3 separate regions of the Homo sapiens genome follow, and regions 2 and 3 are each linked to region 1. A link is a contact called in ENCODE Hi-C or POLR2A ChIA-PET data. All regions are on one chromosome and are shown on one strand. The core of a region is the stretch at or near the end of the contact, and the rest is flanking DNA. Distances in the headings are between cores, read along the strand shown. Region 1 overlaps VAPA (VAMP associated protein A). Region 2 overlaps RAB31 (RAB31, member RAS oncogene family). Region 3 overlaps RAB31 (RAB31, member RAS oncogene family).

What was found. A loop is a pair of places that touch in the nucleus more often than their neighbours do. ChIA-PET counts read pairs that join two places held with the same protein, here RNA polymerase II (POLR2A). Pooled maps may share reads with other maps.
Region 2: a loop to region 1 is called in a map of PC-3, with 5 times the contacts of the local background. The contact joins two enhancer-like sites. A Hi-C loop is called at or near these places in 1 of 168 maps with a recorded cell type or tissue (PC-3) and 1 of 50 pooled maps. POLR2A ChIA-PET finds 5 or more read pairs at or near these places in 4 of 52 experiments (AG04450, PC-9, activated T-cell and 1 more).
Region 3: a loop to region 1 is called in a map of Calu3, with 2.1 times the contacts of the local background. The contact joins two enhancer-like sites. A Hi-C loop is called at or near these places in 22 of 168 maps with a recorded cell type or tissue (Calu3, HepG2, PC-3 and 9 more) and 19 of 50 pooled maps. POLR2A ChIA-PET finds 5 or more read pairs at or near these places in 1 of 52 experiments (K562).

What each region holds. Positions count from the first base shown.
Region 1 is chr18:9,950,876-9,954,005 of GRCh38, reverse strand. All of the region lies in intron 5 of VAPA (VAMP associated protein A), which reads right to left. Among named protein-coding and RNA genes, the nearest start is that of VAPA, 38 kb to the right of the region's middle. Within about 2 kb of position 1,250, at least 2 of the 41 ENCODE cell types and tissues checked have a DNase peak (open chromatin) inside an H3K27ac peak, as active enhancers do; they include PC-9, where a contact is called at or near this core.
Region 2 is chr18:9,741,776-9,744,905 of GRCh38, reverse strand. All of the region lies in intron 1 of RAB31 (RAB31, member RAS oncogene family), which reads right to left. Among named protein-coding and RNA genes, the nearest start is that of RAB31, 35 kb to the right of the region's middle. RefSeq lists an enhancer at 1,080-1,374. Within about 2 kb of position 1,250, at least 16 of the 41 ENCODE cell types and tissues checked have a DNase peak (open chromatin) inside an H3K27ac peak, as active enhancers do; they include PC-9, where a contact is called at or near this core.
Region 3 is chr18:9,795,714-9,798,843 of GRCh38, reverse strand. All of the region lies in intron 3 of RAB31 (RAB31, member RAS oncogene family), which reads right to left. Among named protein-coding and RNA genes, the nearest start is that of TXNDC2, 89 kb to the left of the region's middle. Within about 2 kb of position 1,468, at least 11 of the 41 ENCODE cell types and tissues checked have a DNase peak (open chromatin) inside an H3K27ac peak, as active enhancers do.

The DNA of each region.
Region 1 (3,130 bases), core at 1-2,500:
AACGAGACTACTGGAGCTAAAAATCTATAGGGACGGAAAGTAGATTAGTGGTTGCCTATGGCTGGGGACGGAAAAGGGGATTAACTGCTAACCACATAAGGAAACTTTCCGGGGGTGATAGACATTCTAAAACTGAACTATAGTGATGGTTACAAAGTTCTATGTATCAATGAATTGTACACTCACAGTGGGTGTCTCCATGGGATATAAATTATACCTCAATAACACTGATTTTTTAAAACTGGAGCTGAGAAATGTATTCCTAAAAAGCAAAAGTTAGATAGGCTATATTTACCTTTTTTTAAATCCCACTAAAAATATAATTAAAGAAGAGTACTTCCAAGGTGGCCCATGGTATTTAAAATCAGTTACATCCGTCCTAGCCCAATCAGCCAAAAACTACCCAGACCTGTAGTCTGCCATTTGGGTTTACTGACACACTGCAACTAAGGAACCGGAACAGCAGAGGCACAAAAGGGTGTTCTTGCCGTAAACAGAGATATGGTATCACAGAATTTGGGGGAAGGAAACAGTTTAGCGTGAAATTTAAGTAACAGTGTTTTTATATGCTCAAAGCAAAGCAGAGGGCTGTGTGTAAAGTGGTAGCACCAGGTCTCGACTGCAAAGCAGAGAAAGAATACTGTTTCTTCAGAAACTACAAATTTAGATGAGAAATGTACATAGGAAACCCTTATCTGAAGCTCTGCACCTGGACTGGAAAATGAGGGTGCTTCTCTGTGTCAAAATGACTTAGATCCTCCAGTCAAGAGTAGGCTGCTTCATTCTTGCTGATATGGCTTCACACAGCACTATGTCTTTAGAGCAGAAGGTTTCTCAGAAGAAAGCAGAAGTCACTCCAAGCAGGAGGTTGTTATGACACTGTGTGCAATGTGAACCTTGGGAAAAATACTAATACCTGTTAACTACACAGTTGTCTTTATCTCTGTCTGTTAACCAATCTGATAAATGGCAGGACAGTTTTTTACTTTTTTCAGTACAAGGCAATATTTTCTCCCATGATTCCTTTATTGTGCTTATAAATAAACACTAACTAAAAGAGTACACCTAATGGCACAGTTTTATTTGCATTACTGGATTTTCTGGAGTTGGGTTTTTTTGGTCTCATGCTAATTAGTCCTATATAAACAGTAATTCTCAGTTTCAGCTACACATCACAAACATCTACAGAACTTTTAATACTCCTGTGATTGTGACTCATTAGGTCTGGGGCAAGCCTGGTCAACTGTAACTTTTTAAAGCTCACTAGGTGATTCACATGCAGTGTGAATTAAGAACCACAGGGCTAGGGGAATTAAAAGGGATAGTGAACAGACAGGAGCAAGAAAGTGAACCTGGCAAAAAATTATGGTGGGCCTGTGTATAGGGTCTGAAATTCTGTAAGCCAGTGGGTCTTCAAGGGTTTTGTTTTTTTTTTTTTTTTGAGACGATGTTTTGCTCGTCACCCAGGCTGGAGTACAATGGCGTGATCTCGCTCACTGCAACCTCTGCCTCCTGGGTTCAAGTGATTCTCCTGCCTCAGCCTCCCAAGTAGCTGGGATTACAGGCACCCACCACCACACCCGGATAATTTTTGTATTTTTAATAGAGACGGGGTTTCACCACGTTGGCCAGGCTGGTCTGGAACTCCTGACCTCAGGTGATCCACACGCCTCAGCCTCCCAAAGTGCTGGGATTACCGGTGTGAGCCACCCGCCCAGCCCAGCTTTTTTGTTTTACTTTTCCAGCAGCAGAATCATCTCTCAAATAAAATCTCATACAGAACACTAGCATAAAAAGAGTAGAAACCAGGAATAAAGTCTCTCTCACCTACTTCCCTGGTTCACTCTTCCTATTTTCCAGCCCTGCCCCATCTATGTCATTCTCACTGTTTCCACTTCTCCCCTCCCTGCCAGAGGTAAACAGTGGCTTTTGAAAGAAATCTATTGAGCACCCTAAGGAGCACATCTTTATCAAAGAACAGAACTATGGAAGTCATGGCAGATGAAGTAAAAGTAACCAACAACATCCTTTAAAAGATCCATGGCGTGTAGGTGTGAAATAAAGATATTCTTTCCGCTACCCAGACAAGTGCTTGGAAGCAGACGGGTACCCCTCGAGGGGGTACTATGAAACATCAAGCATGAAGAGACACAAAAATTCACTTTAAAAAGCATTTCAGCAAAGGAGTTCACAGATCGACTTAAAACACAGTGCCTTTAATTTAGAGTGTAGTTCCTACATACACCTAACAAAAGGAATAATCAAATAACTCCCATCATTTAGCTTATTTTAGTTACATACATTTTTGTATCATCTACTTTGCTGCAAAGAGCTTCAAACAAAGCCTAGAGAGCAACGTATAGGTATTTAGGTCTTGAAACAAGTAATTACTTGTCAAAGACAAATTATTCATAAATTTCAGACATATTCAAATCAGTCCTCCTTCGCCATCCATTTAATTCAATCAAATACATGAATGACTACCACATGCATGTATGGTGAATGCAGAGATAAATGAAGCACTGCCCTTGCCACCAAGGCAATTACTGCCCACTAGAGGGAGAAAGGCCTCTAACAAGTAAGAGCAGTAGAAGGCGATCAGCATAGTGGAGGCACAAAGCAGACATGACAAATCGATTTTTTTCTTCTTTTGGAGAGGGTCCCAGCAAAGGCTATATGCTGTAGTAGCAAAACGTCAATGTGTGTATGTGCTGTGTCGGGAGGGGCAGGGTTCTGGGCCTTTCCAGTCACAGTGAAGAGCTTACACTAAAGCAAAGAGGGGTGATAAACAGATGCTTCTCCAGCATACTCCAGCCCAATGCTGCCCCACGCAAATACAATGTGAGCTTCAAATGTGAGCCCCGTATGTAAAGTTAAATTTTCCAACAGTACATTTAAAAAGTAAAAAGAAATGGGTAAAATTCATTTTAATAATATATTTGATTCAACCCAATATACCCAAACTACTATTTCAGTATGTAACCATTAAAAAAAAAAGATTTTACCTTTTTCTGTACTAACTCTTCAACATCAGTATTTTACACTCAACAGCACAGCTCAATTTGAACAAATCCCATTTCAGTGCTCAACAGCCCTAGGTGACTAATGGCTATGATGTGGGACAACACAA
Region 2 (3,130 bases), core at 1-2,500, 210 kb after region 1:
CCCTATGTTGTAAAATTGGGTTATTGATTTGAAGTCTTTCTCTTTTTTTAATGTAGGTGTTTATGGCTATAAGTTTCCCTCTGAGCACTGCTCTGAAGTTTTGGAATGTTGTGCTTTTGTCTTCATTCATCTCAAGGTAATTTCCAATTTCCATTGTAATTTCTTCTTTGACTATTGGTTGTTTATGAGTCTACACATTTTTACAATATTAAGAGAAAAACTTCCAATGTCTTAAGCCCTCAGGATTAATTCATTCTGCTTTTTGCATCCAAGTTCCTCTTGTTAGGGCCCATTCTTGTCACTGGTTAACCAGGAAGCACGGTGCCTTTGTTATTTTTAATAGGGACCATAAAATATTACGTTAAAAATAATAATCAAAGGTAAAATCAACTCTCATACAGATACAAAATGAACATGTCAAAGATTTTATTGACTTCACCATTAATTAGGGAATTAATAAGATGTTACAACCAGTTAAAAGGAGAAGTCAGAGAAGCATAAGTATATATGGAGTAAAGGAATGTTGAAATGAATTTACAAATACGAACTTTGCTTTTCCTACGGCTTGGAGGGGGTCATTTTAGCCATGCTAACAGACATTTTTGCATGTCTACAGGCAATAGTTATTTTGCATTGCTACCAATTACCTACAACTTACGGAGGTATGAAATGGATCAAAGGCTACAATCAGATACCTTGGAAGGGTATGCTCTACACAATGCATAGTTTTCCACTGGAAATACTCAGTAATGTTTTCTGCTAATTCCAAATTTCCTCCTACTATGACATGGAAAATAAAAAGAGAAAAACTAAAGGTGTGGATGAGAACAGAAATTCATGGAGGCAACTCCACCGCTAAATAAAAATGCAAACTAAAATGAGGAAAGATTAATGCACCCACTGTGCCCCATGATTAAAGCACCCACTGCGCCTACAGGGTCATATAGAGGAGGTAAGTGGAGCCTGGGACCACAGAAGATGGGTGAGGGGATGACAGTGAAGTGAGTCAGCTGCCCATCTTCCCAACAGGCACAGACCGCACCCGGGAGTCCACAGTTAGATCTGTCTGCAAACTGAGACCAACAATCAAAAGACAGAGGTCCTGGAGGTGCCAAAGGCAGACAAATAAACAGACTTGGCTGCAAGATGGCGAAACATGGTGCTGCGGTGGCTTCAGCCAAGGTCTCCCTGTGGCTTCCCAGAGGGTGGTGGTGACTCAGAGTGTGTCAGGGATGATTAACAACTGGTTTTGCATGTGGCCTGAGAACGCAGATCCCCTGAAGCCCTGGGGCAGGAAGCATATCCGGGAGGGCCGGACCCAGGAGCTTTCCCAAACCCACCCAGCGCCCAACTCCATGTCCATCTGGGAGCTGTGAGAGGGTGGCAGCTCAGGTGCTACCTCCCTAACCAACTAGCCCTCCAGTGAATCAACCCGCCAGGAAATCTAGAAAATAACAGTAACTTTAAATACTTTTCAGATAGGCACTATATAAACATTGAGGTATTATTATTTGAATTAAGGCAATACTTTATTTTCAAGGGATCAAGATGTTTATAATCCAGGTATTACACTATCTGTTTATTTTCAGTAACACACATATTGTTTTATAGCTTTCGAGTACATTTAAGTTATTTGTACATGTGTTAATCATTCTTCCTCAGGTGCTGGTCATGCCTATACAGGGAAGGTGACCAGACAGAACTGAAGAAATAAAAATCAAAAAATTCAAGGAAAATAAATTATTTCAAGCAAAACTATTTCAGTCAAAAGCAGGTCTAGGGGCTGAATTCTTAAAGCTTTGCCGCATGTCCTCATTTCCCTTGGTACAATGGCATTTCAGAGCCTGTTTACACTGCTTTCTAAATGGACAAGTCCAAACCATGTTTGCTACAGTCCGAGAACATCAACATGTTGAAAGACAGCTTTGGTTTTTTAAAATCCTACTGTATTTCATTTGCGACTTTGAAAAACATTCGTGCTTTAGTGGACTGGATTTTTTTTAAAAAGAAGAAGAAGGAAAAGAAGAAGGAAAAAGAGCCAAGTTGTGGCTCCACCCCTCTGCCACTTGCTGCCGTGAGCTTTCCTGTTCCATTTCGCTGGGGAAAAAGCACTCTGCACAGGTCAAGCCAAACTGTCCGGAGAAGGCGTCTGCACTGCTCATGAGTAAAAGAGAAGGATTTCATTCCCTTTCCTTCCCACATCAAAGAGGGCACTCAGGGAGGAAATAAACTGTAATTGGGCATGAGCCAGCAATCAGACAGCCCCCTTCCTCAGCCTTCCCCAACCCTGCCCCTCCAAAATAAAACAAATAGACATTATCCTCATCTACAACATTTATGAATAGAAACATCTTTTATTAGAAAACAAAAAGCCATGAAGAAGAAAACACGTAGAACGTCCCTAGCGTGGAAACAGGCCGAGCCAAGCAGCCCCCACACTCAGGCTGGCGCTGAGAACTGAGGCCCCTTCCTGTCGGCTTGAAGGGGACTTGCTATTCCTCTGTCTCATTAGCATGTCTTTGCTCTTCCGGACCATCCGCCCAGACAAATGGGAGGACTGTTCCTGCCAGGAACTTCCCTGAAGGCCCATCCACTCTTCAGTAGGAAGCAGTAGAAGTTTGCCCCTAGGAGTCTTTGAAGTCCTCGAAACCCTTGCTTGCTGTTTCCACCAACTCTGCGCTGCAATATCGCGATTCTTACCCAACCCTCACCAAGAGCCTGCTTTGAAAGACCGCCTTCAATCACAGTTGCAACTCTCAATCCAGTCTGACCTTGCCTTCCCACTTCGAGCCCTGCCAGTGCTTTGCCGGGTGGTCTTCCCCAAGACAACAGTGACAGTCAACTCAACTCTGTCTTCTCAACGGCCAGTGCTGGGAGGGCTGGGGACAGCGTGAGACAGGACAAAGGGCAGACAGCAGCAGCCCTATGACACCACAGGCCAGGCAGCCACTTTGGGAAGCCACTGACTCACATTTCCTGGCTCCCTCTGGGTCCCTGGGGACCCTGCCACACCAGGAAACCTGGATGAGGCAGTGGATGAGGGGTATGTCCCGCTCATAAAGCAGACAGAGGAACCGCATGGGAAGTGAGGCGAGCATTTCCAAATGAAATCTCCACCCTCAATGGCAGG
Region 3 (3,130 bases), core at 219-2,718, 160 kb after region 1:
TGCTGGGATTACAGGCGTGAGCAACTGTGTCTGGCCCAATTTTTTTTTTTTTTTTAAATTAGCTGCGCATGGTGGCATACACTGGTAGTCTCAGCTACTCAGGAGGCTGGAGCAGGAGGATTGACCAGGCCTGGGAGTTTGAGGTTGCAGTGAGCTATGATTGCATCACTGCACTCCAGCCTGGCTGACAGAGTGTGACCTTGTCTTAAAAAGATAAAATAAAATAAAATAAGAAAGAAAAAAAGAAATCTGTCTTTATATTGTCAAATCATAAACCCAAAGTGATTGTTTGTTTAAAATTATGAAAACTAAAAGAACAATAACATTTCTATGATGATAAAGAGGGGTAATAAAATTCACGGGACTCCAATAATTAATGAGACAGAACAAATAGCAATAGGCACAAGCAACAGCAGGGAATTTATTTTTAGCTCAAACATTAGGCAACATCATTACAAGCACAATTAAAGCCAGCAACAAGCTGCCAAAACAATTGAAAAATTGCCATTACTGGAGAGATGCAAGACTCCACCAGGGGACACCAGACAAGGACAGCCCAAGGATAATGAAATCAGGCCGTCGAGGGCTGGGGAGATCAGGTGACCACATAGCCACATGGATATCAGTCACACACTCTCCACAAATCTAGACTCTAAAAATGTTCACTTTGAAATCGTTATCCCAAACTAAATCCGTCTTCCTCGAAGTATAAAGAAAGAATATCCCTACTGTGGAGTCATGCCTTGCATGTATAATGCTAGTGATTTCTTTAAAATTATGGATGTATCAATGGAGTCAGATGTCTACAACCTCTAAAAGTCAAATTTTAGGAAAAGCAATCACAATAATTAGAAATATGGTCATCTGAAAACTTCCCACTGGTATTTTTCTTTGCGATGGTAAGTGGAACAAACTACAAACTACAATAGTCATTTTCGCAGATTTCAAGTTTCATCAAAAGACTATTCCTTGAATAGCCTGTTAGAGGTAAGTGTTAAACATTCTGTTTTGATCACACAGAAATCTTTCCTTTGTGACACTGTAATATCAAATGAAAACAGCAGGTTATAAAGAATCACAATCCCATTGATATAAAATTATCAATCACGTAGAGATATCTGAAGAACGATCATCTAATATCCATAGTGGAAATATCTGGGTAGTGGGAGTTTGGATAGTTTTACTTTCAACCGTATGGTTTTTTGTGTGATTTTTCAATCAAAATAAAACTACAAAGCTCAGGACCCAGACTGCTGGATTCAATTTTCAGCTTTACACCTTATTAGCTCTGCGACATTGTGCAAGTTACTTAATGTCTCTGTCTCAGTGACCTCACCTGCAAATGGGAATAACGACAGTTTCAACCTCAAAGTGCTTTTGCGAGGAGGGCTGAATGCATCAGTACACACAGGCACTCAGAACAGTACATGGAACACAGCAAGTCATCAGGGAACGTCCGCCAGCAGGAGAAGCAGAAGCATCGCTGACATTAAGCCAGCGATTCGCAAAATTGACTTATTGTGTTCATTAAAGGCAGCTGCAAAAGCAACTATTTCATAGCCAGAGGTAAAAAGAGAATCAAGAAACTCTCTCTGTTTAAGTTTACATAACAATACAAACAAAAAACCAGCAGATCAACTACAAGTAATACACACGTATATCAAGAAGTGAGGTCTCTAAGTAGACATTTTTCCTTGAATGGGTCACCTCATTTGAGGACTAGGCAGGCACAGCTGATGGAGTTAAAGAGGTGCCCCAGGCAGCTGCTTCCCGTGCACAGAAGTCTGTGTTCTCAATTTAGCAGAAAAATAGAAGACTTTCTAATGAGGTTAGCATTTGTAGGCCAGAATATTCATCCTAATTTATTTCTTAAAACTGTTTAAAATGTATTTTTAAGAAAATGTGTTTTATTTAAATATTTAATATAACTTTAATTAATATTTACTTTAGCATTCTGAAGGTCTTTTAAAGCATGTATTCTAAAGCAGAATTCATAAAAGACAGGATTATTGATTTAACCCTAAAAAACAAGTTTGACCATTAGAAACCTAAAATAGAAATTAAAATATAAATAACAAATGGAGACATTATGTATAATTTAATGTTAAGAGATTCTTACAAATTACTCAAGAAAAAAGTGGGTAAAGCTATAATCATTCAATTATTAAGATCAGAAATGAAATAGCTAAAAAATACGAAAGAAGTTTAAAGTCATTAGAAAGCAAATATATATTTTTAAAGGATTATTTTTTCTTTCTCATTTTAATATAATACTTAATTTGGGTAAAAGTGAAAGTACATAACAGTGAAACACTGGGTCCAAATAACAGGTGGATTTTACAGTATGTATCAGAGACTCTGAACTAGCAATTCCACATCTACAATTTTAGATTAAGATTAGGTGCATATTTTAGCTATATTTTAGCATGCTTCTTTTAGCTTTATTTTATTATTATTTTTAAAATTTCAGTAGGTTTTTGGGGAATGGGTGGTGTTTGCTTACAAGAGTAAATTCTCTAGTGGTCATTTCTGAGATTTTGGTGCACCCATCACCCAAGCAGTGTACACTGTACCCAGTGTGTAGTTTTTATTGCTCACCCCCACTCCCACCCTTTCCTGCAAGTCACCGAAGTCCATTGTATCATTCTTATGCCACTGTGTCCTCATAGCTTAGCTCCCACTTATGAATGATAACATACGATGTTTAGTATGTTACTTCATTTAGAATAATGGTCTCCAATTGCATCCAGTTTGCTGGAATGTCATTATTTAGTTCCTTTTTATGGCTGAGTAGTATTCAGTAGTATTGTATGGTGTATATATATACCACATTTTCTTTATCCACTCATTGATTCATGGGCATTTGGGCTGGTTCCATATTTTTACAACTGCAAATTGTGCTGCAATAAACATGCGTGTGCAAGTATCTTTTCTGTGTAATGACTTCCTCTGGGTTGATACGCAGGAGTGGGGTTGCTGAATCAAATGGTAGATCTACTTTTAGTTCTTTAAGGAATCTCCATACTGTTTTCCACAGTGGTTATACTAGTTTACAATCCCATCAAGAGTGTAAAACTGTTCCCTTTTCACCACATCCACGCCAACATCTATTATATTTTGATTTTTTGAT